Linked DNA regions of Mus musculus: regions 2, 3 and 4 are each linked to region 1. Evidence: chromatin loops called from intact Hi-C (ENCODE). Cell type or tissue: heart. All regions are shown on one strand.

The links. Peaks named below come from ENCODE experiments on the same cell type or tissue, not always from the same donor. Only the 100,000 strongest peaks of a DNase experiment are listed, where the experiment ranks them.
Region 2: a loop joins it to region 1, with 5 times the contacts of the local background. A loop is called at or near these places in 14 of 42 quality-filtered maps.
Region 3: it touches region 1 in a loop (5-fold over the local background); 12 of 42 quality-filtered maps call a loop at or near these places.
Region 4: it touches region 1 in a loop (2.0-fold over the local background); 2 of 42 quality-filtered maps call a loop at or near these places.

The regions. Positions count from the first base shown.
Region 1 is chr1:74,584,050-74,592,049 of GRCm38, reverse strand. It overlaps Zfp142 (zinc finger protein 142), which reads left to right and starts at 4,022. Exons shown (of 9, transcript NM_001310668.1): 1 at 4,022-4,486; 2 at 6,353-6,666. The coding sequence starts at 6,387. It overlaps Bcs1l (BCS1-like (yeast)), which reads right to left and starts at 3,761. Exons shown (of 8, transcript NM_001305652.1): 1 at 3,657-3,761; 2 at 2,172-2,564; 3 at 1,951-2,090; 4 at 1,591-1,785; 5 at 1,316-1,379; 6 at 921-1,090; 7 at 344-461; 8 at 1-228. The coding sequence starts at 2,491. In heart, a CTCF peak has its summit at 3,856; DNase peaks (open chromatin) are centred at 3,869, 4,609 and 6,869; H3K4me3 peaks cover 2,709 bases; H3K27ac peaks cover 1,678 bases.
Region 2 is chr1:74,501,993-74,509,992 of GRCm38, reverse strand. It overlaps Usp37 (ubiquitin specific peptidase 37), which reads left to right and starts at 4,172. Exons shown (of 24, transcript NM_001310662.1): 1 at 4,172-4,333. Cnot9 (CCR4-NOT transcription complex, subunit 9) reads right to left here and starts at 3,933. Exons shown (of 8, transcript NM_021383.5): 1 at 3,532-3,933. The coding sequence starts at 3,555. In heart, no CTCF peak of the experiment used is centred here; a DNase peak (open chromatin) is centred at 4,052; H3K4me3 peaks cover 3,574 bases; H3K27ac peaks cover 2,544 bases.
Region 3 is chr1:75,313,796-75,321,795 of GRCm38, reverse strand. It overlaps Dnpep (aspartyl aminopeptidase), which reads left to right and starts at 4,779. Exons shown (of 15, transcript NM_016878.4): 1 at 4,779-4,905; 2 at 4,993-5,086; 3 at 5,167-5,255; 4 at 5,353-5,466; 5 at 5,726-5,851; 6 at 6,047-6,177; 7 at 6,376-6,451; 8 at 6,559-6,666; 9 at 7,355-7,432. The coding sequence starts at 4,993. In heart, CTCF peaks have their summits at 3,706 and 4,666; DNase peaks (open chromatin) are centred at 4,035, 4,735, 6,145, 6,605 and 1 weaker place; H3K4me3 peaks cover 2,529 bases; H3K27ac peaks cover 2,872 bases.
Region 4 is chr1:74,393,727-74,401,726 of GRCm38, reverse strand. Ctdsp1 (CTD (carboxy-terminal domain, RNA polymerase II, polypeptide A) small phosphatase 1) reads right to left here. Exons shown (of 7, transcript NM_153088.2): 3 at 7,826-7,930; 4 at 7,652-7,708; 5 at 6,995-7,087; 6 at 6,705-6,890; 7 at 4,442-6,271. The coding sequence ends at 6,143. Mir26b (microRNA 26b) reads right to left here and starts at 7,417; the gene lies at 7,333-7,417. In heart, CTCF peaks have their summits at 3,339 (motif pointing right) and 4,173; DNase peaks (open chromatin) are centred at 3,366, 4,176, 7,216, 7,776 and 2 weaker places; H3K4me3 peaks cover 1,800 bases; H3K27ac peaks cover 2,023 bases.

The DNA of each region.
Region 1 (8,000 bases):
TGAACAGCCCCCATGGGGTCATTTTTATACAGCATGAAGTAGCCTTGCACCTGGGCAGGACTAATCTCAGATGTAGCTTTAAGGACATGTTCAGCAAAGTTCTCAGCCAAAGAAGGTGCTTGCCCTGGATAGAACCTCTGGAACATCTGGGTCAGCTGCCAGTGTGAGCAGTAGCCCACATACTCCTTCAGATCTACTCGCCCGGGACGTATGAGGGCAGGATCCAGCCTAAGAGGAAAAGCACAGTGACAGCCAGCAGTCCTGCTAGCTCCTGAGATGGTCTCCTCAACCCACCAACTCTCCCACGGCCTAGGTGTGAAGTTTTGCCTTCCTGTCTCCTTACCTGTCAATGTAGTTGGTGGTCATGAACACAATTCGTGCTTCAGTGGAGGCTACACCATCCAAAGCATTAAGCAGTCCACTGAAGGTGAGGCGGCCTAGTCCTTGGTACTTTATAGGGTCTAGAGGATAACAGGAATGTGAGAAGTCATGTCTCAGTTAAAATCGTGCCCTAAGCCCCCACTTCAACTCCTTATTTATCAGTATTTCTTGTTGATGACTTAGGCCTCCAAAAATGTTCCTTGTTTACTTCTGGCCCTCAGTGTCTTAAATAACTACTTCCCTGGGTCAGGAAAATAGCTCTGTGGTTAAAACAGACAAACAGCTACACAAGCCCGAAGACCCAAGTGTGATCTCAGAATCCAAGTAAATTGCTGGATGCAGTGGCTTCTGGTGGCACATACCTAAATATTAAGGCACGTTGAAAGCAGTGACAGGAGTAGGGCAACAAGAGAGAGACAAAGGGTGCAAGGTGAGAGCTGCCTTCAAATTGTTCTCCAACCTCCACATACGTGCACCTGCACACACATGCACACTAAACTAAAAACAAAAGATTTCCCATCTCCAGCATCCACACTTACTCTCCACAGCCAAGTCTCTACTGAGAAAAGCAGCATCCACATCTTCCAGGAGCACCAAGCTCTGCTGTGGTGCTACACTCAGTAGATGGTTGAGCCGGTCATCTGAGAGGCTAGAGTCTGTGAGGCTGAGCAGGCAGATGCTGTGTTCCAGTTCTCCAGCCAGGGCTGTTCTGTGGACAGTGACATGGAAGGAGGTCCTAGGCAACCTGAAGACTTCGGGAGTCCTAGGAGGTAGGCTGCAAAGGCCTGTTTCCTATACCACTCACTTGATATATATCTATGGATCTCATGTTTATCCTGATCCTTGCTTCCCAGATTCATTCCTCTTCTAATAATTTCAGCCCAGTTTTTCTGCAAAGGCTGTTACTCAAAGTCAAGAAAATTTGACTACTCACATAAAACTGCTCTTTCCACAACCAGGGGGCCCATAAAGAAGGTAGCCACGTCTGTAGGGAATGCCTAGGGATATAACCAGGATAAACAAGACCTACAGTGAATCATGTACTCTGGCCCAGGTGTCCACATCTACCCTCAGCTCCATTCCCTGCTAGTGGTCCTAGAGGCAGAAAAGATATTCTCATAGACGAGCTTTCTTTCCCTTTCACCTGAGCTAGAATTTCCTGTAACTTCACCTGGCTACAAACTCGGCTAGATTCCAGCTGCTGCTTACCTCTGTCAATGTACCACTTGGGGTTATCAATAAATTCCCGGATATCTTTGACAATTCGGTCAGCCAGACCCTGCTGTAGGACTACAGAATCCAGTGGCCGACGTCGGCGCGGATAACCAAAGGTACGCCATTCAGACCCCACAGCTGTGTACATCACAGTCTTCCCTTCCTCCTGCTGCAGGGCCAGTGCTCGAGCTGGGAGCAAGGAAGTAAAACAGTCCCTTGATCATGCTGATGCTTCAGTCAGGTAGAGCTCTGACCTGGTACCCTTCTCCCAAGGACTCGGATCCTTATTCCTCCTCTCCAAGCAGCAGATGCCCAACCTCCCCACTTTGATAGCCTGCCTGTCCCATCTCATACCTTCTTCCAGGATGTTGAAGAAAACCTTTCGGTCAGTGCCCAGGGCCGTGAAGGTGACAGATTCCCAAGGAGTCCCTGTTTGCAAGTCTACCATCTGCATGTCTCGGTTTCGTTCTACCCGGATCCATTTTCCCTGATACCTGAATAAAATTGTCAAAGTGACCCAATTTCCTCCATCGATCCACCCTCTCCTCAGAGCCCTACCTAGTTTCCTATCTTACCAAATGAAGTGGTTTCCAGGGCTGGGGATAAATTCAAACTTGGTGGAGATCCGGCCACTTTCATGCTGAAGGTATGAGGTTTCAACACTGAGGTGCTGAGTGCGGGTGCTGTGTCGGGTAAGCCAGCTAAGCAACCAGGCATAGCTTCTGTCTCTGGCAGGGACTTCCAGTGTGATCATGTAATGGCGCCGGAATGCCACTAGACCCAACTGGGCTCCTTTCCGGGCCATAGCCAGAGCCGTACCCACACCTACCAGCCCAAATCCAGCCCCAAAGTAGGGATTGTCTTTAAGGGCCAGAACAAAGTCTGAAAATGGCATCTTGAAAAGAAGCAGCACAGATGCTTATAGGCTCTGAGGCACTGTCAAAACCGAGGGATGGATTGTAGCAGAACTGGAAGAAAGCATAAGACTAGTATAGAAACTAGACCAGTCAATCTTGCTCCGCTCCCTCCCACAGAAGCAAGATGGACAGGTCAGCAGGACTGTGTTTCAGTGGAGTAGGAATGGTGTTGGAATGCCACAGCAAACACCCCAGGCTCTTCAATCCATTTTGCTCTTCAGTTAGACCTTTTGCCAGAAGGCCATTTTGGAGAGTTTCTCAATTCCAAAAAGCAATGTACCCAGCTCCACATCAGGATACTAGAAAGGCAAGACTCTGGTCCCTGGCAAGAGCTAGACAGAAGGGTCCCCACTGAATGGAATCGGCAAAGGTGATTTTTCCATTGCTCTGTCAATGACCACATGCCTTACCATCAGAAATGTCTTTCAAATATCCTCTCCCTTACACCCCGTTCCTAATGTCCTGTACAGACATTTATTACTTCTCACCTAAACTATTTCTTGCAAGTTATTTTGGTTCTTGAGGTGATATTTGAATGGACCTTCAGCACCTGCATCATCCAAACCCACCAATCCCAGACACGCTACAATTCTGTCACTTGTATTCCAGCACCCTTGGTGCCTTGCTCCCATTGGGTTCAAATACCACAGCCGGATACGCAGGGATGCCTACATTAGAATGCGTACCTTTACTAGCAAATCACTACCTACTTCTAGCTCTCTCAGTTCTGTTGGTACCGAATGACCCCCACCCCTTTATTCTAGGCATTCTTTTTCATTGAGATCATATAGTCTACTTCTTCCACGGAGCCTTTTTCTTTTTCTTTTTTTTTTTTTTTGGAGCCTTTTTCAAATTCAACCCAATTAAGATGTGACTAAGCCTAACTTAAGACAATGCCTAAGGGGACAAAATGGCAATTATTTCCAGAACACCTCTCCTTGCAACACTTCTCCACTGCCACTCCTCTGCCTGGCACACCGGCCCACTGGTGAATTGACAGCCGTGACCTCCGCTAAGGCTCGGAGCTGTGATCCAGAATTCCAAAGCACCTTTGCATGGAGAGCCGCTGACGAAGATCTCCTGGCCCCCGGCTCCCGAACCCTGACACACAGCAGCTGACTCCCGGACACCCTATACACAGACCTGCTCGCGCTTCCAGGAACGTGGGAGAGAGAAATCTGTCACTCCGCCCCCTTCCCTCCATGACTCTCTGGCCCTCACACTCGATGGTTTCGCCGGGCCTACGAAGAGGCAGCGCCGCTAGTCCCGCCCCGGACTGCTGCATCTACTTCCGGCCACACCCACCACGGAGTCCTTGCCACTCTTCCCTGCAATTCTCGATGGTTCCGCTTTGGGGCTTCAGAAGGGGGGTACTCAAGGACATAGAGGGGAAACCATAGAGTAGCACGGGCCTTGAAGAGAGACAGAGTGGCTGCCACACGTCAGATTCCTAGAGGCGCCTGGGCCGGGGGCGGCCACATCAAAGGCCCCCGAGGAGCCACTCCAGTCCCAGTCGGACCATAGAGATGCAGCTCCCGCCAGCCCACGGGTAGGAGGTGAGAGAGCGGCTGTCGGCGGGAACCAGGGGAAGTGCGGGCGCTGTGAGCTGAAGGTAAAAGTTTCTCTAGCTCCAGCTTGAGTGGGCCCTGGAGGTGGAGCCCGCGGGAGGAGGTGCTGCGGGGAGCGCGCCGGTGAGAGGGGCGCGGGCGCATCTCTGCTGGACTCGGGCGTCTCAGTCGCGTCACAGCTCCGGGCCCCGCCCGGGTATCCGCTGCCTCTCCTCAGGACCAGAACCGTGACGATGCATCATCCCAAGCCTTGCAGGTTCCAAAACGCCTTTCTCCTCCGCTGTATCTCGTGACTTGGCTGTCGCCCCACAGTGTAAAAGCTGTCGTCGCCGCCGCCTCCACTTTACAGACAGGAAAGCTGAGGTCCTGAGAAGCGAGGCAAGTGCATCGACTCAAGGCTACACGGTGAGTCAAAGCCCAGAGGCGCGTGGGAACTGAGGTGCCTACGCAGGGTTGCCTTGTTCCCCAGGCTTCGGTATCCCTTGCTTCTCCAGTCTCAAAAGCACGTTACTTCTTTCTGGCTCTCTCCTACCTCCTCCCCCGCATCTTCCTGAGGCCATGTGATGGGCTGGAAGACCGCCTAGAGCAGCAATAATTAGTAGTCCGTGGGGGCTGTGATTTCCAAAAAGCCTCGCTGACCACGGAAGTGCACTTCCCTGCCTCCTTCTTGAATTGCTGTCTGTTCCTGCTGTTATGCTTTTTAAAGACATATTTGTTTATTTTATGTATGTGAGTACACGGTTGCTTTCTTCAGACACAGGAGAAAGGGCATCGGATCCTATTAACAGATAGTTGCGAGCCACCATGTGGTTGCTGGGAATTGAACCCAGGACCTCTGGAAGAGCAGTCAGTGCTCTTCATCACTGCGCCATCCCTACAGCCCTCGTGCTGTTTTTACGTGGAGGGATTCTGTAGAATGAGAACTAGCCACTCTCACCTGGCACATACTCAGTGACCCAGTTTTGTTTGAAACAGGGCCTCACTGTTTAGCTCTGTCCTGGAACTCACTATGTAGACCAGGCTGGCCTCAAATTCACAGATACCTGCCTGCCTTTGCCTCCTGAGTCCTGGAAGTTTAAAAAGATTATCTCATTTATTTCAGTCGAGTTGAACAGGACATGCAGTTTAATACCTTTGTTTCTCAGTTGTGTTCCCACTGGAGGCTTTAGTAAGTTAGTGAATTGGAAATTTACCTTGTATTTGAGGAACCACTGGCTTGATACCTTAGTTTAAAAGATCTGGGTTTACTGCAACTCAGCTGGTCCACTAGAATTTCCATTTTGTCTAACTTACCTAGCTTGTTGATGCTTAGGGTCCAGTGAAGTGAAAAATGCCAATAAACTCCTCAAAGCTCCACATTCAGTATTGGGATAGATCATTTGTACAGTGCTTGCCTGGCATGCACAAAGCCCTGGGTTTGATCCCTAACAACACATTTTTTAAAAAGTGTGAGACTAGAGAAATGGCTCAGTGGTTAAGAGTAAATGCTGCTCTTTCTGAGAGCCTGAGTTCAGTTTTCAGCCCCCCAAATCAGGTGTCTGACAAGCACCCCAGCTTCAGGGAGTCCACCACCATTTTCTGGACAGCTGAACTATACATCTAGGAAGGGAGATTGATAGAGAAACAACAGCACAGTGTGGTTTCTGACAGAACTACATACAAAGGCTTTCAGGACAACAGAAAAGAGAAAATTAAGAATGTTAGGACACACTCATAGCAGAAATGTTTGTTTTCTTAAGGAGTATCTGACTAGCTAGACAAGAGATTTTGATGGGTTGAATGGGAGGGGTGAGAAAGTAGAAGGGTCTGTAAGCAAAAAAGTGAGTCAGAGAATGGCAGATCATCAGGTTAGGAGGGCAGAGTGGGAGGGATGCCTGGGGAGGTAGGTCAATGAGGACCATAAGTGAAGGAATCGTATCATATCTATACTGAGGAATAATGAGACCATCGAGTAGTAAGAGAGAGAGCCTTTGACCCCACTCAGTTTTGTTGCCAGGGTTACTTTGCAGGAACCAGAACCTGTAATCTTTAATTTAGTCAGCCTCAGCTTGTTGGTTCTCTACTAATTCTGACTTTTAATCTCATATTTTTGTATTGAATGTTGTTTTGAAAATGTTTAGAATAATAAAGTGTGGCATGTTGCTATAGAAGGAAATGATTAAATGTGTGGGCCAGCTTAAGAGAAATTAAGAGTTCTAACTGTGTGTGTGTATATATATATATATATATATATGTACATATAGCTTTTTTTTTTTTTTTCTGGTTTGTCAGCATTTAGGAGACCACAGCACACAAATCAGTGATAATGACAGACCCTGTGTTGGCATCCCAGCTGGCTAATGGCACTGGGGAGATGGATGGACTGTGCTCTGAACTATTGTTGATTCCCCCACCTCTCTCAAACCATGGAATCCTGGGCCCTGTCCAGAATACCTGTGCTTCTGGGGAGCTTGCACCTTTGCCTGCTGACCCAGGCTGCCTGCTGGTAGAGGCCACAGCTACTGAAGAGGGTCCAGGGAACATGGAGATCATTGTGGAAGCAGTAACTGGAACTCTGTCCCCAGGAGCTCCTGAAGAGACCTCAGGTACAAACATAGTTGCTACCAGGCCAGTGGGACACCGCCTTGAGTTTTTTCATCTGTGCTATTTTTGGTCCTTGTCTTTGAATGTGATGAGAACACAAGGTAGCATGCTATTTTTACACCCTGAGATGCTATAATTTGGTTTGCAGTTGGTGCATGTTGATGGAAGGCTGGCAAGGTACATACAGCCTTGTAACAAACTTGGCAAAGTTTATCCCAAAAGAGTTTTGTGTCTGCTGGGCAGTAATCCAGAACAAGAAACCTTTTTGACACCCCTGCCAGTTTGGCTTGTCCTTGCTCTTACAGTCCTTGGGGAGGCTTTCTTCTGTACTGACCCTAAGCCAGCCAAGGGTTAGGCCAGAGGCCCAGCCTCTTCAACCATCCTGAGTTTGGCAAGGCTTTCCAGAAGAAAGTGCTGTTTCCTTGCTCAAGTCTCCTGTGTATGTATAGCATACACCCAGGGCATGCTGTTAAGAGGGAGGGCATATTATTTAATCCAGTAGGAAGTTTCTCTTTATTCTCTGTACATCTAAAACTTTCATTTTTATCAAACTCCGTGTTTTAACTGCTATCTCTCAGTTACAGTTTTAAGCTTTGTCTTCTGACAGTGTAAGATAATAGCAAAGAATGCTGGGGGAAATTAGGTAATTAGACCATGTAAGAGTTCTACACTTCTCTCTGGGGGTAAAGAGAGAGCATAAATGGACTATGTATTGGTTTGCGCTTTTAATCCCAGTACTTAAAAGACAGAGGGTGGCCAATCTCTGTGAGTTCAAGACCAGCCAGTGTTACATACTGGGGCCCTGTCTCAAAAATGAAGAACAGAAACATTTTAACATAAGCAAGTTTAGGGCCTGGCAAGATGCCTTAGTGAATAAGGACATTTGCCACTAAGCAGGATGACTTGTGTTTAGTCCCTAGAGCCCACGTTGTGAAAGGAGAGAACCGACTACTATGAGTTGTCCTCTGACCTCCACATGTGCATGTTGTATATACACATTTTATATAAATGAGTGGGTTTTTTTTTTTTTAAGTAAAAAATTTTAAAAAGCTAGTTTTTTTAAATTTTAAGAGTTAACTGTTTTTGGTTTTAGTTTTAGTTTAGCTTTGTTTTTTTAAGCTAGATGTGGTGGTGCACACCTCTAATTCTAGGACTGAGGAGGATTTCTGCATGTTCTGAGCCAGAGGTCTACATAGTGAATTCTAGGCCAGTCAGGGCTACACAGTAAGATGTCTTGAGAAGAGAGAGAATGAATGAATGAATGAATGAATGAATGAATGAATGAATGAATGAATATGAATGCCTATATGTAGTTCACAAAGAAGAAATAAAGAGA
Region 2 (8,000 bases), 82 kb after region 1:
CTTTAATAGTATTTCCAATTTCCTTGCTAAAGGTATGGTCCCCCCTCCCCTGTGTGTGTATATAAAGACAGAGCTGGGAATAGCTCAGTAGTAGATCGCTTGCCTAGTACATATGGGGCCCCAAACTCAATTCACAGCAACACACACACATAAACAGGGAAGGAAAAAAAAAGTAACTTTAGGGCTGGGGAGATGGTCCAGTCAGTAATATGCTTGAAAATATGGGATCTGAGTTTAATTTCTAGGACCAACCTAAAAAGCTGGCTTTGGTTGCCCATGTAATCCCAATGCTGTAGAAGCAGACAGACAGATCACTGAGGTGTACTGGCCAGCCAACTTAGTCAAATCTGCAAGATCCAGGTCAGAGACCCCATTTCAAGTACCACTCCAGAGGAACAACTCTCAAGGTTGACCTCTGGTCGGTCTCCGGACACGTACATCCACACAGATAAGCACATCACTAGTTTTCATTATTAAGCAAAACTCAAGCATCTTCTCAAGACTTAGGTTACTGTGGGAACTGCTGTGTGTAACGCTCCATCTCAGTTCCTAGCAAACTGTATTATTTTTTTCTGCTCAGATCAAAATAACATAACAGTATGAATTGTAGACATAGGGGATGGTGAAGAAACTGGGTCAAATTTGTATCCTTCAGTCTTATCCCTTATCAATTATCCTAATGAATGTCTGGTACAAAAAAAACTGTTAGAGCTGCCATGTGGGTCAAGCAGCATAACGCATGTTTTTAAACTTATGTATGGCACTATAAATGTAGTTTGAAGAACTATATATTGAGAACTTTTTATAAGTAGCGTACCACAGGTTTTTGTTTTGCTTTTTGAGAGGGTCTATGTAGCCCTGATTGTCCTGAACTTGAAGAGATCTGCCCCCTCCTGCTCACCAAAGACACGTACCACTATGGTTAGCTTAATGTGCCACAGTTATAACAGCTACTCAAATAATGCATTAGGGAGGGAAAAAAAGGAAAATGAGAATCTGGGCAGAGGAGAGGAGACTGGTATTGAAGCATGTATGTTCAGATGCTGAGATCTACCATCTAACCTTGAACAATTCGCTTACCACCGCCACCTTTCAACTTGATGAGTCTCAAATAATATGTATAACTGGGAAAGAAGGAACAAAAGCAGCTAGGGGCTTCTTTCCCATTATTGTCTGTCAGTCGACTGCCATTTCCTTCCTCCCTTAATGGCTCATCCCAGACCTTGGTGAAGTGAGATCATCAAAAAGAGGACCAATCAGACCAATGTCAAAACTAAGGGTGACAGGAAACCCGGAGGTATTGATTGACAAAAGGTATGGAGAAGATTAAAAGACTAGATTCTCATGACTAGCATAATCATGGGAACAAAATGAAGTACATGCTGCCCAGTGGCTTCTGGAAACTTCTGGTCTACAGCATTAGAAAGCTTGAAATGTTTCTTTGTAACAAATCTACTATGCTGAGATTTCTCAGTGTTTCCTCTAAGAACTGCAAAATCACTACAGAAAAAAACAACACAGCTGGCCTTCAGTTACCAATCAGGCTGACAATGAAGGAAATGAGTATGTGGCTTACATATATACTTTATTTGTGCTTAAATAAACACACACACACACCTATGGAAACTATAGTCCCTTAAGAATTTTAACAAGTATAAACAGAGACAGGATATAAAATATTACTTGCTCTGAAAAGAAGAAATCAACTTCATGAAGTAGTATGTTCTTAGTTTTTTTTAAATGAATGTTTATTAGTTTGTGTGTATTGTGAGTTCTGGGGACTTAACTCCGGTCAATACACTTGGCAACAAGTGACTTTACCCACTAGGCCACCTCACTGGTTCCTGAGCAATGTGTTCCTGTCTAGGTCTCAGTTACACTTAGCTGAGTCGCTTGCTTTTTTTCTTCCCTTTTGAGACTGCATCTTACTGTGTATCTCAGGCTGGCCTAAATAAAACGCTCTGTAGACCAGGCTGCCCTTGAATGCAGAGATCTGCCTGCCTCTGCTTCCCTGGGTGCTGGGATTAAAAGCATTGTCATGCCAATCAGATTGTTTACTTTTGGGAGGAGTCTCTGGAGACTGAACCAAGGGTGTCACACATGCCAGATCAAATATTCTCCTATAATTAATATCTCTACCCATCTTTTTAAAAATGTTTTCTGAGATAGTCTTATTAAATTGCCAGGCTGGTCTTGAACTTGTGATCTGCCTGTCTGAGCTGATATTACAGAGGTGCTGCCACCACCCTCTGGAGGATGTTTTTCTTTTCTTTTTGGTCAGGATATCACTATGCTATCATGGTGGCCTGAACTTTCCATATAGACCAGGCTGGCCTCAAAATTCACAGAAATCCCAAGCACGGCTGTCCTAAATATTTCTTTTTATACTTGAAGTTAAGGTAGTTTTTCATATTTTATTTAGTCATTATGTTACGTTGTCTCATAATGTAATCTAAATACATTATTTTCCTGATAGCATTTCCCCTTGGTGAAACAAAGTGAAACTGGCCTTTGGAAGTGTCTTTAAACTATGCTGCTTCCAGTATGGTTGTGAGTGTAGCCATTCAGTCAGCATTATTTGAGTGCTTACCTTACTGTAGTAGGAACTGTCCCAGTGGTGGGGAAAACAAGTGAACAGGCCTCACCAAATACTTGCCCCTGACTTACAGAGTACAGACAACCCACAAGTAAAAGTAAAATAAAATATAAAAGTCTAGTAATTAAACCGTGGGATCGGTGCTCTATATGAGAAAATGTTGGGGTTACAAGCTACTATGAATATGGTCGGAAAAAGTCACTCTGAGGTAAACTTGTGTGTATGTATGGAGGCAGAGTCCTAAGAAAGACATTCCAGGTAGAGAATATGTAACAGAAAAGTTCATATACTTCTTGGTCGGAGCTTAGGGAGCAAGTGACAAAAACCAAGCCCATAAACGTGACTAAGGACCACATCATACAGGGCTTGTAGGCCAGGGAAGGAGTCTACTTTCTCTAAATTTAACCGAAAGCCATAGTACGACTCTAGGGAGGTATAATACATGATTTGCTTTTCTTGTTAAAAGATAAAACGCGAGGCGTGAGGAAGTCTTTCCTCATGCAAAAAGCAAGTGGCTTGAGCTAGAAGCCCATTTCCGAACCACTGAGATGTGCCTAGGCGAGGAAGTCTAGGATCACGGGACCAGAGCGAATGGCCGTGGCAGTATCCTCATCCCCGCCGACGCCCAGCATTCACAACCCGCGTCCAGATAAACTGACGCCAGGCGCAAAGGAATCAATGAATGGCCTGCTGGGGCAGCGCGGGGCGCGGGACCAGGCCTTGGCGCTGGCAAACAACGCGAGAGGCCGCGCGCCAGGCCAGGAGAGGGGGCGGGAGGGGATGAGAGGGAACAGCGGGGGTCCGGCTCCGCCACGGTCGGCGTGTGGAGACCCCCAGACCTTGCGACTAGGGGCAGGAGCAGCTGGACTCAGGGCCCGGATCTGGGAGCTAGAAAACAGGCTGAGACGGACATCCGAGCGGGAGCAACCACTCACCGCTGCCGTTGCCAGGCTGTGCATGTTTGGAGCGGCCGCCGCACTCCTCCTCCCGCCGGACGCACCGGACCCGCGTCCCAGCTTCAGCGGCTCTGATGCCCAAGATGAAGTGCCGCCATCCGCCTCCGCCTCGCTCCGCCCCCTTCGCGGGCCTTTGACCTCTCACCTCTGACCCTCCGCCCACCCAGCCCTTTCCCGCCTCCCGGACCTCGGCCTAGCAAATAATCTCAAAGTATGTTCTTTGAACCTTCAGATTCGGGATCAAAATGACGTCTGCAAACTACTGGCCCTCGTATCCCCACAGCATCGCAGGTAAATCCTTTGAGAGACGTGAACTCTGACTTTCTCCCGAAGGCCAGACAAGGGCGGGAAAAGGCCAGCAGGCTTGGAAGGACACGAATTGCGCATGCTCAAGCGGTTGCGCGTGAGGAAAATGGTAGGAGGGCCAAAGTTGGTAAAGTGGACGGTGCGCATGTGTATTACAGTGTCGTCACGGCGGGGGCGGGGCCGCCCGGGTTAGGGGCTGGGCATGGTGAGGGGCAGAGCGAATGCTTGAGGGGCGGGACTTGCGCGCTTACGCGCACGCGCCTGGACTGGTTGCGTCGAGAGTGCGTGCGTCCGTACGTGTTTGCGTGTAGTCATAGTTCCCGCCATCAGCGGGTTTAGGTGTGCTAGGAGAGAGACCGGCCTCGCTCTCTGGGGCTAGTAGAGCCCCTTCCTTCCGAGCCTTTCGGCTCCACCCCCTCCGCGGGAACTTTGTGCTTCCGGCAAGCTTGTCCGGAGCTGGGACCCTCTAGCGCAGGTAAGACGAGCCGGGACAGCTTCTGAATTGAGCCGTTTTCCCCGGCACCCCCACCCCACCCCTGCGGTCCGCCCACTCGGCGTCCACTTCAGAGTTCTCCCGGCTGCTGCTTAGCCCGCCCCGGGTCCTTGGATACCCAATGCCTTACAGGTGCCCCGTTCGAGTGTTGCCCCCTTTACTTCTCCTTTAACGCGTCCGTGTTGTCACTTGCTTTCTGCATTCTAAATCTGGCCTCTCTTCACCAAGGTTCAGGTGGTCTCAGCGTACCTCCCTGCAAGGCCTGCTGTCTTTACAGGTGACTTTGTTGCCACATATCCATTAAAACCTTGACTGCGATATTCACACGCCCGCTTGACCATTCTTTACTTTCCTACTCCTCTTAGACATTACTCGCTGAAAGGGAGTGTAATTTTTGTCGTGCCTTTGGTTGCTACCCATATCTAGCCAGGACACTGACGGTGTCTATTGAACCAATTTTAAATCAAAATCTGGAGAAAAATAAAAAGGTAATAAAGTTCCGTGTCGTTGGAGAGTTGTACTGTAGTGTTTTTCAGATATTCCTTTGGCGAGTTAACAGTACCTGATGAGTCTATAGTTGAAAGAACTAATCTAAGAGGGAATGTTAAGGGGGCATTTTGGTTTATTGTGTTAAGTATTAGAGGAGGCTTCTGGGCCAGACAGATAGGCTCTAGTGTGTTTGTATGATGTTTGTCATTTGTCATGTTAATATTTGGGTGAATATTCAAAAGAATAGTGTTGCATACTGGCAAAAGGAAAAGGAGGGACTGAAGACCCAAGGACAGATGTAATCAGTTGGTAAGAAATTTTGTCAGGGTAAATGATTTGGTTTTGGACTGGGGTTCTCCCCTGTTGTACTTCCATTTCTCTCTAAGCTTTAAATTCTGCTATATGTTGATAACTTGAGATTTTCTTATTTTCAGCTCCATATTCAAATAGCCAACTGTCTGCTTAACATCTCAGCTTGATTTTTTCTCCCCTTAGGAATTTCAAATATGATACCTTTAAAAACTGGAGTCAATCTGTCTCTTGTACCCAAATTCTCTCCTTTCCAGTGTCCACTACACCACAAGCGGCATGCATGTCCATTTTGATGACACATAGCCATTTGTTCAGTGACACTGGGTAGAAGCTTGAGAAGCAGTCTTGATTTCTTCATCCTATGTGTTCATATCCTTTCCAAGTTCTGTTTTACTTCTAATATATGTTTTGCATTTATTTCTGACCTTCTTCACTTTGACTTTTCTAATTCAAACCACAGTTCTTTTTCATAGGGACTTGATCTCCCTTATTCCTATTCTCACCTGTAGAATAGGAGTAAGAGTTCTTAGCTTACCTGGGTAATGGGAGGCAGGGGCAGATGGATCTCCGAGTTCAAGACCAGCTTGGACTACAGAGTGAGTTCCAGGATAGCTGGGGTTGGGGGGGTGGCGGTACACAGAAAAACCCGTCTCTAAAAACAAATAAACAAAAGTTCTCACCTTAGTGGATTATTATGAGTGCTATAAACTCCCTAAAGTATTGACACTCAGAATCTGTCAAGTAAGAATTATTATTGTAATTATGAGTTAAAAACACTACTTTCTTATCTGATCTCCCTGGGTTTTGTTTTGTTTTGTTTTTCTTGTTTTCTCTTCTTCCCAAACTCAACACTATCCATTCATTCAAATAACGTATACTTTCTTTGCTTGAAACCCTTCAGTGGCTTTCTCATTGCCAAGGTGCTCATTACTTTAAGATAAAATGTAAAATAATGTTCTGGGGATACAGTTCAGTTGCTGGATGCTTCCCTAGCATGCATGAATCCCTAGGGATTTTTTTCTTTGTTTATTTTTTTATTTATTTATTTTTTTTTTTTGAGACAGGGTTTCTCTGTGTAGCCCTGGCTGTCCTGGAACTCACTTTGTAGACCAGGCTGTCCTTGAACTCAGCAATCTCTGCTTGACTCTGCTTCCCAAGTGCTAGGATCAAAGGCGTGAGCAGTGCGCCACCACCGCCAGGCAAATCCCTAGTTTTGTGCTCCAGCACTACATAAAGCCAACAGAGACAGGAGGAGCAGACATTCAAATCCTCAGATATACCAGCCTTGGCTATAAGTCTGTCTGTCTGTCTGTCTGTCTGTCTCTCTCTCTCTTTTTGGTTTTTTGAGACAGGGTTTCTCTGTATAGTCTTGGCTGTCCTGGAACTCACTTTGTAGACCAGGCTGGCCTTGAACTCAGAAATCCACCTGTCTCTGCCCCCCCCCCCCTCTCTCTCTTTTAAGGAAAACATTTCAGAATCACAAGATTCTATATAACCTGGTTCTTTCCTACTTCTTTTTTTTGTTTTGTTTTGTTTTGTTTTTTTGTTTGTTTGTTTTTTTCGCGACAGGGTTTCTCTGTGTAGCCCTGGCTGTCCTGGAACTCACTCTGTAGACCAGGCTGGCCTTGAACTCAGAAATCCGCCTGCCTCTGCCTCCCAAGTGCTGGGATTAAAGGCATGTGCCACCACGCCCGGCTCTTTCCTACTTCTTTAGCTTCACCTTCTGACCTTTCCCTTTCTTTTAATTAACCTCCAGCCACACTAATTTATGTAGACATACAATGTTTCTGGTTTAGGCTTTTGCATATACACTACTCTGTTTATCTGGCTTGTTCCAGCACTAGTGCTGCCATCCTTCAATTAACTTATGCCTTAATTTTCAGTCTAAGTAATGCTTTCTCAGAGAAGCCTTGTTGATTTTTTTTTTCCTTTACTCTCAACCCCCAAGTTGGATAAAAGCTACTTTAGGCAGAACCCTCTCCTGCAAATACAACTGACCTCTCTCTCTCTCTCTCTCTCTCTCTCTCTCTCACACACACACACACACACACGTATATACTAGGTAAAAAAAAGTAAACATAAAGGGACTCATTTTCACATTTTTTCTCAAGAATTGGTTAAATGAATCAAATTGGAAATTGCATAAGCTTGTAATGATTTAAAGTGTAAGATGCTGTAAGAACCATCATGTGTTTTGAAAGCATCAGTCTTCAGATACTCTTGTCAGAAGAATTCTACTGCAAAGGACACATCAAAGGAAAACAGGTAGGAGTATGGCTCAGCTGGTGCTTGGTTAGCATGCTGGAAGCCTGGATTCTGTTTGAAAATGAGCAGGGGGCAAAGAACAACTGGGGCTCCAGTTAAGGATTATTTTTTTACTTATTCCTGTGTGAATCAGGAACAGGATTGTGTGAAATCATTCTGATTTCAGACTGTCTAATGGAGGTAAATCTTTTCTTTTGTAAATTAGAGATAATTTTTTCCACTATGACATGAACTTTATCTCCTTTATAAACTTACTGTATGTAATTTTAAAAAATTATGTTATTTGTGTGGTCTCTGTGTACATGTTCATTCAAACATGGCATGTATGTTGATGTGGTCAGAAGACATCTTTCAGGGGTCATTTCAATCTTCACTGTTGGATGCAGGGATCAAACTCATGTCGTAAAGCTTGGGCAGCTAGTTCCTTTTCTGGTTGGGCAATTCTTTACAGGTTCTATTTTATGATTTTTATGTTAGGAAAGAAAGTTCTTGGGAAATCTGTAAGAGTAGTTTATATTTTTTAGCAACAGGTTAAATTGAAACTAGTAAAGATGAGATGACGGTTTGTTTATTTATTTTTTGT
Region 3 (8,000 bases), 730 kb before region 1:
TTTTTCTCCATGGGACATAGGTAGAGTAAGGAGGTCAGCTCGGTGCTTTCTCTGTCTCTCTGAGCTGGCAGGTTTCACTCCAGCATCTGGCTTCTGAGTCTTCACTGGTAAAATTGAATGTTTTGAGATTTTGTTTTTTAAAGAACAAAGAGTGGTATCCACTCACAATCCCACTACCCAGGAAGCTGAGACAGAAGAAACAAGAGTTCATGTTCAGCCTGGTCTACATAATGGCTACCTGGCCAGCCTGAGTCACATTGTCATACACTGTCTCAATCACAGCAGTAAAATCAGGCTGGAAGTGTGGCTCAGTGGTAGAGTGCTCATCTAGCATCCACAGCAACCTGGGTCTAGTCCTCGGCTCCGAAAAAGAGAAATCTAGCAATGTCTTATGTCTACTGGTAAACCCTGTGTCTTAGGGTTTCATTGTTGTGAAGAGACACCATGACCACTGCAACTCATAAAGGGCAACATTTAATTGGGGCTGGCTTAGAGGCTCAGAGGTTCAGTCCATCATCACTATGGGAGGAAGCATGGCAGCATCCAGGCGGGATGGAGGAGCTTAAACTTCTACCTTTTGTTCCAAAGACAACTAGGAGAAGACTGGCTCCCATGTGGCTTGGAGGAGGGTCTCATTGCCAACCCCCACAGTGACACACTTCCTCCAACAAGGCCACACCTCCTTATAGTGCCACTCCCTGGACCAGGCATATTCAAACCACTGCATCCTGATTTTCTCCATTTCTAAAAACTTCCCAGATACTGATTGTGTTGGCCAACTTGATACCAGATAACGCAGATCCTACAGTACAGAGACAGTAGAAATAAGATCAAGTCTTATAATCCCATAGTTGGGGAGGCTGAGGCAAGAGGCTCACTGCGAGTTGGAGGCTAGCATGAATTAGATATGGCCCAAGAGCAGTGTGGGCTACTTGGTGATACCCTGTCTCAACACACACACACACACACACACACACACACACACACAGAGGGGAAAGAAAACGGGGGAGAGGATACCAAGTCACATTGCATTGCAGACAAGACAGACAAGCAGGGCATCTTTACTATAGCTTCAGACTGAGTCAGCCAACTTCATGTGAGCCAGAGCAATATGCTGAGCAGTGATTGAAAGGGAGATCAGGCTGCTGCTCGCTGAACAGAAGCAAGCAGCAAAGTTTCATTGATTTTCCTGGAATGGATTAAGGCTTAGTAATTGCCCATTGGTCATGGGAAAGATTTCAAAAGATCTTTTCCTTCTTGGGCACAAACATTCTGGTCTTGTGGCTTGCAGGCTAATGTGTAGTGACTTAACCCAGGAACCACCAAGTCACTCATTGTCACACAAATGTCCTGGCCCCTTCATTTAGTCTGAACGTCCTGATGAGGCTGAGGAAGTGCAGGTGCTTGAGCTGTTTGGAGAGGAAAAGGGCAGGGTATAAGATACTCAACACAGCCGTAATGGCGACAGGCCGCACTAATCCAGCACTATAGTCTTAGACAATTTAAAAGTGTGTGTGTGTGTGTGTGTGTGTATGTATGTGTGTATGTATGTGTGTGTGTATGTGTGTGTGTATGTGTGAGTGTGTGTGTGTGTATGTGTGTGTGTGAGTGTGCGTATGTGTGTGTGTATATGTGTGTGTATATGTGTGTGTGTGTATGTGTGTGTGTGTGTATGTATGTGTGTGTGTGTGATGGGTTTGTGTGTGTGTGTGTGTGAGTGTGGACTTGCTCATGCCAGGGCAAACATGAGGGCAGATGACAATTTTCAGAAGTCAGTTCTCTCCTTCCACCTTATAGGCTCCTACAGGGACAGGGACAATATGAAAGAAAGATGTGCCAAGACTTTTGACCCATTCAAAAATCTGAAGTACAAGTCCAAAGGATGAGTCCATGTTTTTAGCAAAAGTGACTTCAAGTTTCTGCAAAGCAACTACTATCACAGCCTGATGCCAGAGGTGACATAGCAAAGCTGGAGGGACAGTCCCTGTGCAGCTCAGTGCGCTCTAATCACTGAGCCATCTCTCCAGCCCCCAGTCTGGTATTTCATTGGCAGTATGTTTCATAGCAAGGATGGTGAGTGTGGGTGGAGTACTGACCTGCACCAGTTCATGAGAACTGACTGTGAGATTCCCAAGGATTCGGTGACCCTGTTGTTAACCGCAGCAATCCTCAAAGCATTATGGTACAATTAAGCAAATTATATTGCAGAGACAGTTAAAATTTAAAACCATCAGCTTTTCCACTATCGTACCACATTTTAAACTTTCTGCTGTACAGGTTACTTATGTCCAGTGCATCTGCCGGGCAGAAGCACACACAGTGGCTTGCTTTTCTGTACAACTCTTCCCAAATCCGTGTCTAGCTCTAGTGGCATCACGTTCATAGCTTGAAAACAGCCATATGGAATATTTACATTTCAGAACATCGAGTGTAAAGGCAAGTGTTACCCCAAGCCTTTTTCAATGCCTGACATCGCCAAGCGTTTCCGGTTTTGTTTACCTCATCAATTAAAACAGAACATCATTTTAAACTCACATTTCCTAGGTTGACATGAGACGGGCTTTCATATGTTCATGACTTGGAGTTTAATAGCATCTCTCGCTCTCATAAATACTACTTTTAAAATATGTCTGTACTTTCTGCTTAGTTAATACACAGGACCCCAAATACTTAGTTGGATTCAACGATGCAGAACCCACTCATATGGAGAACCATACCCTGTTTTAGCTATCAGTAGCTTAGAATGTAGCCCCTCCCCCACGTAACCAGACCTTAGAGAACAGATGAGAACATCCTTCCCATGGTCCACTTAGCACTCAGCTTCATACATAATGCGACTTACATAATTATTAATGAGTAATTAATTAACTGTACAAATGAGTAGGGATACAATGATATCTAAAGGATGATTAAGAAGCTACACAGATGTAGTCTGTCACCCACTGAACGGATCTTGAAACTGCCCCCTTTGAAGTGAGGGTGGCAGGACCTTTCCAGAATCTATCCCTGTTCATTTCCATCCCAAGTATAAAAGCAACAGATGCCCCCCACCCCCACCCCAGAGACCTGTGATCCCTGGAAAGACTATTTTTACACTCATGGTAGGTCGACTCTGTTTTGAACCTCAAAGCCACAAGAGTCCTGATCCATCGATGTATGGATGAGTTTTAAGATTGCTATTCAACATTCTTGACATGGAAACATAATATTGGAATTGCCCCCCTCAACTGCTTTAAGGAGTAGAAAGAGCCAGTAGGGGCGGCTCATGCCTGTATCTCCAACAATTGCAAGACTGAGGCAGGATTGCCATGGATTTGAGGCCAGCCTGGGCTACATAGTGAGCTCTGGAAAAGCCTGAACAAAACTGAAATCCTGTCTGAAAGAAAAAAAAAATCATGAGTATCAGAATCAAACCTCAGGGCCACCCAAACAGCTGTGTTGAAAAGGTCACTGACTTCTGTGTTCCTCTGAGACCTACTAAGTAGCATAACATTTAACCAAAGAGGATAGAAAAAAGCCTACGAAAGTCTCTTGCAGTTGTTCTAGGCTCTGCACACTAATTTATGGAGTCATAAGCCCAGCTGTGCCATCCATTTGTAACTAGAGACAGATTACTCTCATAATTCCGTTGTCTACAAAATGCTGACAGTAAAATTGTGAGAATTACATACGATAACGTTTATCATAACATAAACTCATGGAAGTCAGCGGCTGTGCTAACACCACCGGGGCGCTAGAGCGCGCTGCCGCCGCCGCGGTGGGCCGTCCTGCCTGAGGGTGCTCCAGGAGCGGAACGCCTCGCAGCGGCTTCGAGGCCGCTGACAAAGGAAAGGGCGGAGGGGGGGGGGTCAACGCCTGGAGGACTCGACTTGATGGAGGCGGGGCGAGAGAGGCATCAGGGGCGGGGCCTGCCAAGGAAGCCCGGACAGCGGAGACAAGGTCTGGAGAGTAGGCGTGACGGGGCGGAGCTAGTGGCGCAATGAGGGCGGGTCATGAGACGTGGCTCCTAACGGGGCAAAGCTAGTGGAACAGTGGGGCGGGGCGCGGTGTGACTGGAGCTGACTAGTCCACGTGGTTAGAACGCAGCCTGATTGGAGGAAGGCGGGTCGGTGAGGCGGGAGCGGAACCGGAACGCGTCCTGACAGGGGCGGAGCTCTCGGAGTAGTGAGGGCGGGACGCGGCCTGACTGGCACAGAGCAGTCAGCGTGTTTGGAACCAGGCCTGACGGGAGCTGAGCGAGTAGCGGGAGGGGGCGGAACCCGACCGAGGCCTGACAGGGGCGGAGCTCGCGGAGCAGCGGGGGCGGGGCGAGGCCTGGTAGAGGCGGAGTCCCGGTGCGGCCTGACGAGAGGCGGAGCCCACAGCTCGGCGAAGGCGAGGCCTGATCCGGGAGGGAGGAGCGGAGCGTCAGGGGCGGGCCGGAGTCCGGCTCCTGGAGCGGAGTGCGGTGGGGCTATGCAGGTGTGTTGCTGTTGCCGGTCCCGCCTCCACTTCGGCTCGGTGGCAGGCCGCGCGCCCTTTCGGAGCTAAGCTTAAGGCGGCGCTGACACGGGCGTACTCCGGTTTCAAAGTAAAACTGAAACCCTCCGAGGTGGCCTGACCTTCCCGGAGCCGGAAGGGCTGTCTAGTGACTGACGGGGCTAAGGGACAGGTGTAGTGGTGCTTTGATTCCGGACACGGTGGCGCGCCGGCTAGTGGCCTTTCCAGCTTTGAGGTCCTCTTGGAGGCGGGATTTCCTAGCTGGGCGGGGCGTGGATTATCTGATTAGGGGGCGGGCCTTTCCGATCCTGTACTCCAGGGACAAAACTGGGTGGAGGTCCTCTTGCCCTGGGACTGAACCTTTGAGCCGAGAGCGATCGAGCTAGGAATCCACATCTGTCGCCAGTGAAGTCCTCGGAAGCAGAGGTTGAGCCTTGGGGCTCTCATTTCTAGGGGGCTGAAAGAGGGATCCTAGACCCGGCAGCCACCTGAACTCTCCACTTCTCCCTGTAGATGGCTATGAACGGCAGGGCTCGGAAAGAGGCCATCCAGGCCACAGCCCGAGAGCTCCTGAAGTTCGTGAACCGGAGTCCCTCTCCTTTCCACGGTAGGTGACCAGGGTTAGGGAGGCTAGGAGTGGGAGTGACTTGACCAACTTCCATCGCTGAGAGAGCCCTTTTCCTACAGTCGTGGCTGAGTGCCGCAGCCGCCTCCTCCAGGCTGGCTTCCGTGAACTCAAGGAAACAGAGGGCTGGGATATCGTACCAGAAAACAAGGTACTAAGGGATAGCGTGGGGGCAGACACTATTGCAAAGGCCTGTGTCCCGGATCATAAAGCAACTCACGCCCCTGTCTTTCAACTCTCTCCCCCAGTACTTCTTAACCAGAAACTCCTCCTCCATCATTGCTTTTGCTGTGGGGGGCCAGTATGTTCCTGGCAATGGCTTCAGCCTCATTGGGGCCCACACGGACAGTCCCTGTCTCAGGGTAAGAAGTTAGGACTTGTTTGGACTGAAGGGAGGTGTGGGGGGGGGCGGTTGGGAAGAAGAGATCCTGGAGGTAGAGTTTGCAAGGCCCTATCCCAAGGTCCCGGGAAGAAGGTAGACCCGCCCCATGCTCTCATGTTCCCCACATACACTTTCAGCTGTCAACTGATGTGCTATCTGCTCTGTATAACTTACTGCCTGAGTCTCCCTTCCAGATGTTGTCTTTCAGACATTCCCTTTTTTCTCATTCTTACGCTCAGGTGAAACGCAAATCGCGCCGAAGCCAGGTGGGCTACCACCAGGTCGGTGTTGAGACCTACGGCGGTGGGATCTGGAGCACATGGTTCGACCGGGACCTGACCTTGGCTGGACGCGTCATTATCAAGGTGGTATCGAGGGGCTAGGAACTGGGGAGGCTCTCACTTCCGGCAGCCTGAAGCTTGAATGTCTTCCCATTTCTTAAGTGTACCAGTGAAGAGTCCTCGTGGGGAAGAGGGGACATGATTATTCTGGGTTTAGTAAGGGATTTTATCAGCTGGATTTGGGAGGTGCCCAGTTCTGACCTGGCCGGTTGGCCACAGTGCCCTACCTCAGGCCGGCTGGAGCAGAGGCTCGTCCATATAGAACGGCCCATCCTGCGCATCCCACATCTGGCCATCCATCTGCAGCGAAATATCAATGAGAACTTTGGGCCCAACACAGAGATCCACCTGTGAGTCCACATTCGAGCCAGGGTTGTGATGGCTGTGAGGGTGGGATATGGCACTGGGGAACAGAGGACCACCCCTTAGTGGTCAAGTTCCACGTTTGGAAACCAGTTCTATCCATTTGGGGAGTGCGCTGGGAATCAGTCGGAGGACTAGAAGTTCATGGCTGTCCCTCTCCCTTCTCTCAACCCATTTCCCCACAGAGTCCCTATTCTTGCCACAGCAGTTCAGGAAGAGCTGGAGAAAGGGACTCCTGAACCAGGGCCTCTCGGTGCCACTGTAAGAAGCTCCCCTGGCCCGGAGAGGGTGGGCAGAGGGGAGCAGACCAGTCCCCTAGAGGGGCAAAGGATGAGCAGGTCCACCTTCCAACATCCCCTGCCTTACAGGATGAGCGGCACCACTCGGTCCTCATGTCCCTGCTCTGTACCCATCTGGGCCTGAGTCCTGACAGCATCATGGAGATGGAGCTCTGCCTGGCAGACACCCAGCCTGCAGTAAGGAGTGGCTGTAGGCCCTCGTGGTGGGGTCCTCCAGGGTCCCTGTCAGCCATAGCATATCCCCGAAGCTCCTCAGTTAGTCTCATCCTTGTTCTTCCCAGTTGGTGGCACTTCCTCTGCTTTCAGTAGTTCCCAGATAAGCAGAGCATCTCCCCAGAAGACCGTCCTACTGAGACTGGGGGTGATGTGTGACATGGCCCCTGTCTGCTCTGAACCTCTGAGGGCAAGAGGCCTGGTGCCTTCCAAGTGCTAAGTAGGGAGCTGCTAGTCTTTGGCTCCTTGGTCCTATGTTTGTGTTAGCTGTTTTCTTCCTTTTAGTCGGCATTGTTTTGTTTTTATTAGACAGGGTTTCTCTGTGTAGCCCTGGCTATGCTGGAACTATGTAGACCAGGCTGGCCTCCAACTTAGAGGTCCGCCTGCCTCTGCCACCCAAGTGCTGGGATTAAAGGTGTGCCCCACCATCGCTGGCTGCTTTTCTTTTTTTTGGTGACTGACCACTTAGCCCTCCTTTGGCCTGCCCCTCTGAGACAAGTCAGATGCTGTAGGATGCCCTTTCCTGGCCTTCATTCTCTGCTGAACAGCAAGAATAGTTTCCTGAGCCAACAGTCAAGAGTTGCTCTGGCCCTTGGGAACAGGGAGAAGTGGTGAGGGCCCGGGCACTTAGGTGTTCCTCCTGTCTTTCTAGGTCCTGGGTGGAGCCTATGAAGAGTTCATCTTCGCTCCTCGACTGGACAATCTGCACAGCTGCTTCTGTGCCCTGCAGGTGAGAAGCCAGAGCAGCCCAGGCAGCACGAGAGCTGGGGAGACATGGCTGCTTAGCCAGGCCTTCACCCTGTTGGCACTGGGAAGGGCCCATGCACTGTAGCCTTGACATCACTATTACTGTGCTGCTCTGGGACCAGGAGCTGACAGTGTTCAGGGTGCCATGGTGTCTTTTACTTTTCCTTAATGACCTCTGTCTGAAAACAGGCCTTGCCACCATGAAAAACAATTCTCACTTTCTTCTGCTTCTCTCATTCTGCCTCTGACTTAAAGCTCCTCCTTGTCCCCTGCCAGCCTTCTTTGGGATCCTTGGGACCTCAGTAGGGCTGTCTGTACCTCTTGGTCACCTTCATGTTCTTCACTGTCTCTCTCCCCCAGTCAGGCTGTTTCTCAGCTTTCTACCCTTTGCCCCTCCTCTGCTTTCTAACCTGCCTTTCCCTGCCTGTCTGTGACTGGAGATAGGCTTTGGGTGGTAACTGTAGCTCCGGGGCCTGTGTCTGCTTCTGAGCCAGCCAGCTGGGTTGTTCATGGACATGTCTAGAGCTGTTAACAGAAGCCCATCAGTTTGA
Region 4 (8,000 bases), 190 kb after region 1:
CTGAGTCTGAGGTCAACCTGGTCTACCGAGGGAATTCTGGGACAGCCAAAGATACACAGAGATAGTCCATCTCAAAATAAAATAATAAAATAAAACAAAATACGAGAGGTCACTCTTATCCTGCTGTGCCATGCTCCTCCACTTGGATGTCATTCCTGCCATTTTCTGTACTTCCTGCTACAGCCAGTTCTGAAGCCTTGCTCAGGAGTCTCACTCATCCTCCTCCCTCAAGTCACCTCACAGACCCCTGCTCTGCAAGCTTCCCTCCAGCAGGGAGTCGCTGCTCAAGCCCCAGGGGCTGCCCTTATGTGTCTAGGCATCCGTGTGCTCTTCAAACCCCCAAGCCGCTCACAGACATCCACAGCATTGCAGCGCTGCGGTCATTGATCAGTTCCTAAATTCTCTTTCACGCTGGATGGCACGATGTATTTTGCAGGTTCCATTCCTGTGGGTCTCGGTGAGTCAGGGTTCTAGTTATAACAGATAACACTAACTACATTTTGCACTTTCTCTAGCAAGACTGGACCGAGATAAGTGGCTGGCGCTGGGTGTTAACTATCGGGATGAAGGTATCCGGATATGCAAATCAGATAGTTCGTAACTAGAACTTTTTCCTTCTAAATTGACCTCTAGAGCCCGGTGAGGAATACATCTGTAATCCCAGCATTTGGGAGGTGAGGCAGGAGGCTCAGATGGTCCTGGTTATCCTTAGCTGTGTATCAACCTTGAAGCCAGTCTAGGTAACACGAAACCCTGTCTTAAACAAACAAACAAAGAAACAAACAAGCCAAAATTAATATCTGGAAGCTAAGATAATAACCAGGGATAGCTTTCCTAAGTCCCAGTGTCTTTAGACTGTCACTTGAAGCATGTCACCTGACTCCAATCGGTAAGCATTTACTGGACTGGCACTGCCCATTCAAGAGTCTCTGCCTCACTACTGAGGATGTGACGACACTCCCGATCTTTGTGGTCTCCCTGCCCATTTGGACCATTTCTTCTATACACATGTGACATTTTGTTCATCATGAGCCTCAAGCAATTTTTTTAAACTTATTTTTATTTATTTTGCCTTGTGTGTGTTGCAATAAGTAATTAATTCTGAAGTTATCTCTGTTTCACTTGGCATCTCACTTGAGTAGGAGTTTGTCCTCTCTTAGTGGAATTGTGGTCCTTCAGGTTAAATTACCACCAGGTATTGGGAAACTAGACAACACTGTTAGCCCCACAGGCAAAGCCAAAGCAAACCTAGCTTAAATCCTTTCGTTTTGTTTTGTTTTTGTTTTTTTGGCTTTTGTTGTTGTTGTTATATTGAGGCAAGGCTTTTCTACATAGCTCAGCCTGGCCTCCCAATCTGCCAATAGGATAAATTCCTATCCCTCCTGCTTCAGCCTTTTTTTTTTTTTAAGATTTATTTATTTATTATATGTAAGTACACTGTAGCTGTCTTCAGACACCCCAGAGAGGATGTCAGATCTCATTACAGATAATTGTGAGCCACCATGTAGTTGCTGGGATTTGAACTCAGGCCTTTCAGAAGATCAGTAAGTGCTCTTAACTACTGAGCCATCACTCCAGCCCCTGGCTCAGCATATATATATATATATATATATATATATATATATATATATATACACATATATACATATATATATATATACATACATACATATATTCACACACACACATATATATATATATATTAAAGGTTTATTTATTATTATATATAAGTATACTGTAGCTGTTTTCAGATATGCCAGAAAAGGGTGTCGGGTCTCATTAAGGGTGGTTGTGAGCCACCATGTGGTTGCTGGGATTTGAACACATGACCTGCAGAAGAGCAGTCAGTACTCTTACCTGCTGAGTTATCTCACCGGCCCCCTGCCTCAGCCTTTTAAGTTCTAGAATTACAGGTGTGTGTATCTCCACTATCAACCGCGATTAATTATTAGTTATCATTGTAAGGTCCATTGTTTTTATTAATGAGGGGTACCTGTCTGCTTTTCTGGAACTGGGGTTAGAGGTGGTTGTGAGCTGCTGATGCAGGAACTAAACGTGGGTCCTCTGGCAGAACAGGAAGCACTATTAAACACTGAGCCATCTCTCCAGGCACCTTTGTTTATCCTGTTTATTGTTACAGTCTTGACTGAACTAAAGAGTACTTCACTCTGTTAAGAAAAGTCTCTACATTCTGACCCCAGTGACATAAGCTGACATGAGCACTTGGAAGGTGAGGCAGGAGGATCTCTTGGACCTCACAAGATGCTGTCTCAAAAGACACGTCTCTTTCTCATTTATTCACTTTCTGGTGACAGAGTCGTCGGCTACAGCAGCTCTCCCCAAGTTTACTCATCCTTCACACTTACCCTAAGTACTGAAACTTCAGTACTCAGTACTCCTCATTGTCTTAGTGACTCGGCTGCGGCTGCTGTACAGCTCTCAGTGGTAAAACACTTGCCTGGCATCTATGAGGTCCATAGTTCAATTCCCAGAATTCAAACACAAAGCAAGAAAACAAAAGCCAACTATCAAGGGGGCCTGGAGGGTCGAGAGACGTCAGTCAACAGGTGGATAACACTAGCTACCTCATGGCTGAGGATATGGACCACAGAAACAGTAAGTTATGAATCTTTCTGATTTACCATCAGATTTTTCTTTTTCAGTACTGGGGATAACATTCCAGGCTTCAGGCACGCGAGGCAAGTGTTCTACTAGTGTGCTGAACCTAGCCGCTTCTGAAAGGGATTCTGACAATTATCAAAGGCTCCAGAAACTTATCTTACCTCTTTCCTTAAATTTCAGGTTGCATGCACACCTGCACTCGCTATGCCTAACTTCCTTTTTCTCTTTTTCTGACTTTCTTTTAATTAATTAATCATGCTTTAATTCCAGAAATACTCCCAATGGGCCCCAGAGGGACTTACCCTCAGAGGCCTCTCTGGAGTAACTAACACCAAAGAAACATTAACGACGTTCAGTAGTGGCAGCTGATCCTAGAGAAAGAATACTCATATTTAAAAGTTACAAAGTATCGCCGGGCGTGGTGGCACATGCCTTTAATCCCAACACTCGGGAGGCTGAGACAGGCGGATTTCTGAGTTCGAGGCCAGCCTGGTCTACAAAGTGAGTTCCAGGACAGCCAGGGTTATACAGAGAAACACTGTCTCGGGAAAAAAAAAACCAAAAAACAAAAAAACCCCAAAAGTTACGAACCATCTCTCCATCACTCTAGAATTAATGACATTTTTCTTCTTTACCCTCGACCCCCCCTTTTTAATATGTGTTTTATCTGCATGTATGGCTATGAACCACACACCTGCAGTGCCCTCGGAGGCCAGAAGAGGGCATAGGATCTCTTGGGACTAGAGTTTCTTCTACCATTTGGGTGCTTGAAATTGAGCCGGGATCCTCTGAAAGAGCAGTCAGTGCTCTTAATTGCTGAGCCATCTCTCCAGCTCCGGGAACTAGAGCTGCTTGCGGTAATGTTGAGAAGAGTTCCTTGAGAGCAGAAGCACTGCCTGACACTGGCTGGTGCTGACAAGCAAGTGCCCACACATGTGGTTGAGTTTATTATGCGTGGGCAGAGGGTGTGAGATCGGAGAGTTTGAGTCTCAAGGAAAGCTGGTGCTCTGCTTGTCTGGTCTCCGGGATGCAAATTTGAGGCGACCACCGTTTGCATACAGAGCAGGAAACCAAGCCTGATCCTGGCTGAGGGCGGGCAAAGGCCAGGGACAGGGTATAAATCTTGCCAAAGGCTCTCCCGGTCCATGCAGCTCCAGACCAGAGCTGATTCCAGGATAGGCTTCTTTTCAGGTGGGAGTTTCCTGGAATGGGGTAGGCAGATGCGAAAGGGGGCGGTTTCACATTTATTTCGGGACCCCCTTACCACACACACACACACACACACACACACACACGCGCGCGTGCGCGCGGAGCAAAAGGAAGCTCGGGGCTAAATTCTTGGTGATGATAAGGAAGGGATGGCCTGAGGAGGTTGAGTTAGAGGATAGGGACCAGTATTTGGGAGGTGTACACCACCCCTTCTCCACTGTGTGTGGACGATGTCTGAAGCTCCACGCTTTCAGAGGAAGGTGGACGGTATCAGCTCCCTGGGAGCGCCAAGCTTCGGAGCCCAGTGTTGGTCCACAAGGGCAGGGAGGCCCCTAGCGGCAAGCAACAGCTTGGCCCCGCACTTCCTGCCCCGCCCAGGCGGGGTTCACGGAAGACGAATTTGGCCGAAGGGGCGTGGCTAACGCTGGCCAGAGGCCGCGAGGCGTGGCCAGGGCAAATGCGGGCAGGAGGCCTCTTGGCGCCCGCCCCACCCAGTCTCCTCCTTGCTGGCCCCATTGCCCGGAAGGCTGTCGGCCGAGGGCCGCCTTAATCTGCCCAGCCTTCCGTCTCCCGCCCCGCCCCGCCCCGCATTCCAGAGGTGGGGGCACCGTGCTTTTTGTGTATTTTTTATTTGTTTAGAGTGCGTGTATCTGGGGGTGGGGGGTGGGTAGAGCTCGTGCCATGGTGCATGTGAGGAGGTCAGAGGACAACTTGTGGGAGTTCGTTTTCTCTTTCCATCACGTGGGCTCTAGCAATCGAACTCAGATCGAGTGCCCAGGCAGTCCCTCTTGGCTAACTTCCTCCTGTCCAGCAGGGTTATGAAAAATAGTCAAAACTGCAGTCACAGATGTGAGACATTCTCGCACTTCAGGTCCCTTCCCCAAAAACCACAGAGGCGGAATAGGAGGGGGTCTAGCTTTCTCTTTAGTTATCACTCTGAGGTGCTCAGGTCACAGAGAAGGCACTTAATTGGGAAGGTCATCTGATTCCGGCCATCTTCTCTCCCTTCACCAACCCCCTTGGCACTTGTTTGTGGGTTCACTTAACCCTCATAATCTGGGGAGAGAGCCTAAGGGCTTGAACTGCAGACTCTGCAGGTATGGGGAGGGGCTTTAAAAACAGAAGGCAGAAACCCAGGAGCTGCCCCCAGCCAGCGGGGGGCCATGGAGGAGGCTGCACGGAACAGGGAAGGAGGAGTTGGCACAGGAGGAGCCAGCTTGGTTAAGGTTTGGAGACTCCCTAACCCCACAAGAAGGTTCCACCCCCTGTTGATACTCTGAAGGCACGTGACATCTGGGGTTTAGAGGCACCTAAAAATGAAGCAGAGACAACCCCCTCCCACTAAGCTGGTGGGACTAGCTCACTGCTGGGCACTGAAGGTACTCAATAAATGTCTTTTGAATGAAGAGTAAAAAGGGTTGGGACAGACAGAAGACCCGACCTGACCCCTCAGCCCAGCTTGTTCCATTCAGAAAAATAGTAGTTTTAAAAATGTAAAAATCCTTTCCCTCCCTCCCCCAATTTCTGGGCCCAGGGAAGGGTTAAGGAAGAGTGTCTTGTTCTCACCCTTTCCTTTCTCCTTCCCTTCAAAATCTATATACACATATACATATTTATATGGCACCACGGGGGCATCCTGCCGAGCCCCAGGGCTTTGGGGAGACTTGGGGCTTAAGTGAGATATGGAGCAGCCTTCAGCCTTGGACAAGCTGGACAGGGAGCGTTCCTCCCGAGGAAGGTCCCCAGCTCTTTTACAAGTGTATTATAATAGACTTTCTTCCTCTCCTGCCCACGTACAAACTGGTGGGGCACCGTCATCCCAGGAGGGAGGAGGGAAAGGGGAGAAATTGGTTCCTCTCAGGTCAGCCTAGATCTGGGAAAAGCTGACCAGTAAAGAGGGTTCTATGAAAGGCACTTGGGTGTCCACTGTTCTCAGACGGGGGTGGGTGGGTGGGTGGGGAATCCAAGGCACGGGGCAGCAAAAACCCTGTCCCTACCCCCAGAGCAGAACTGGGGCGAAAAGGCCCAATTTGGCAACAGAGAAACATGGCAGCGTGGATAAGACAGAAGTGGGGAGCAGCAGGCAGGGCCCCCCAGGTCCCCTGAGAAGAGGGGAAGAAGTTTGAAGGCACTGACACAGGGGCCCAAGGGCTCACTGTCCTCCATGCAACATGGCAGGGGAGACACCTCTTCCCCAGGGCCGTGACCATGACACAGCCGGGGGTGTTAACAGCAAAGGCAGGCGCCCACAGTCTGCTGGGGAGAGGCTTGGGCCTTGATGAGAGGCAGGTCCTGGCCCCAGGACACCTCACTAGCTCCCGGGCCTAGGCTGTCTGAGCACTGAGTATACGTCGTCCACGCGGCTGAGTTGCTCAAAGAAGGGTAAGAGATCGTGTAGCTCAGTGTCACTCATGTTGTCAAACCACGAGGCCACTGGTACCTGGAGAGACGACATGAGGAGCGCCGGTGTCCCGGGGTGTCCCCTGTCCAGCCCAATTCCTGCCCACAAGGCACATACTTGTTTGGTTTTTGTTTTGTTTCTGGCAGCTGACAGTGAAATTCATTTGTAGATACCAGTGTGCAAAATGTCCACAAATATACTTAAGCTTACTGTTTCGTTCAGCAGGATCCTAACTGGGACTCACTACCTTCATTCCATCCCATTACAGGCCGTGACTGGCAGCTTTGAAGACTGTCAGATGGGGACCCCAGCCAGAGGTGAGGACCCTCCATACATAGGCCGAGTGGGATATGTGAGCAGATACAGGTAATAGGACATTACCAGTCCCCACTACCGCCACACACAGGGCTGGGGAGGTCCCTCCACATATGCCCTGGTCCCGTGTCTCAGCCACTGGGTCCCGTGTACTCACGGCATTGTCTGGATGGAAGACATAGGAGGCGGGTGAGTTGTCTAGAATGAGCACTCGCCGCAGGTCTCGGCCCAGCCTGCTCAGGTCCTTTACGTAGTTCCCCCGGTGGAAGACACACGACTCTCGAAACAGCCTGGCACGGAAGGCTCCCCACTTGTCCAGCAGATCAGCTACAGGGTCTGCGTACTAGGGTAGGCGGTTAAGTCACCTCAGAATGAGTAATGTCCAGGGCTGCATGTTCAACGTGGGAGGGAGGATATGGGTGACCCAGACCCCAGGCAATGGCTCACCTTGGCAAGGCTGGCAGTGAACAGCACACATTCAAAGAGCTCGCCCATTCGCTGTAGGAACTCATCTACGTGGGGCCGCTTCAGCACATAGACCTGGGGAACGAGCCAGTGAGGGAGCTGCTGGCCAACAGGCTTAGGGGTGATCCACAAAAGGGGGACAGGAACAGTGGAGGAGGAAGGGCAGTCTAGAGAGGCTGCCCCAACCATACCCCATTCCTAAAGAGATAAGAATAGGATTCCCGTGGTCCCACCTCACCTAGTGGGAGCCACTCCCCTTCCCACACTGGTTTTATCCAAATGCAGGAGTCCAGGTTAGCCCTCTCACCCCAAGGCTGCAGGGCACCGGCCCCCGAGCCAAGTAATGGAGAACAGGCTGGTCAGCACCACAACCTATCCTGAATTACTTGAACTGGGTCCCGGGCAGTAGGGGTAAGAGGGGAAAGAGGGCTGCACAAGACAGGACCAGAAGGAGCCCAGTGTGCAGGTCTGGGAGTCTGGCTCCATCTCTGGAGTACCAGGTAGTCTTGGGTTCTCACTCTTTCTGAGCTTTGGACACGCCCCATCTATTAAAGTTCCATGGGGGACTCGCTCAAGAAGGGTGGGAGGAACCTGGGTGTAGTGCAGACACCAAGCTCCCCACCTCCCTCTGACCCTCACCTGGTGGACCACTCCATCTATCTCCACCGGGATGATGAAGTCCGCATTGTTCACTGGCTGTAAGGAAAGAATAATGGCTGGAGCTGGCGGGGAGGGAATCCCAAGGGTGGAAATCCAGCAGAGACCTCCCCCTGTCAAGAGACTAGAGGCTGAGAGGTGCCAGGCAGGGCCCACCTTGAAGGAGCTGTGCACCAGGGTCTCGTCCAGGTCGATGACGACGCAGATCTTGTCTGAGTCCTGGGCCTTGGCCTCGGGAAGCAGGTACTGGACTGGGGTGTGCTGTGGGGAGGGCTGGGCTGGAAGGGCACCTCTTACAGGGGCTTCCCTCCCCAAATTTCTCTATCTGAGG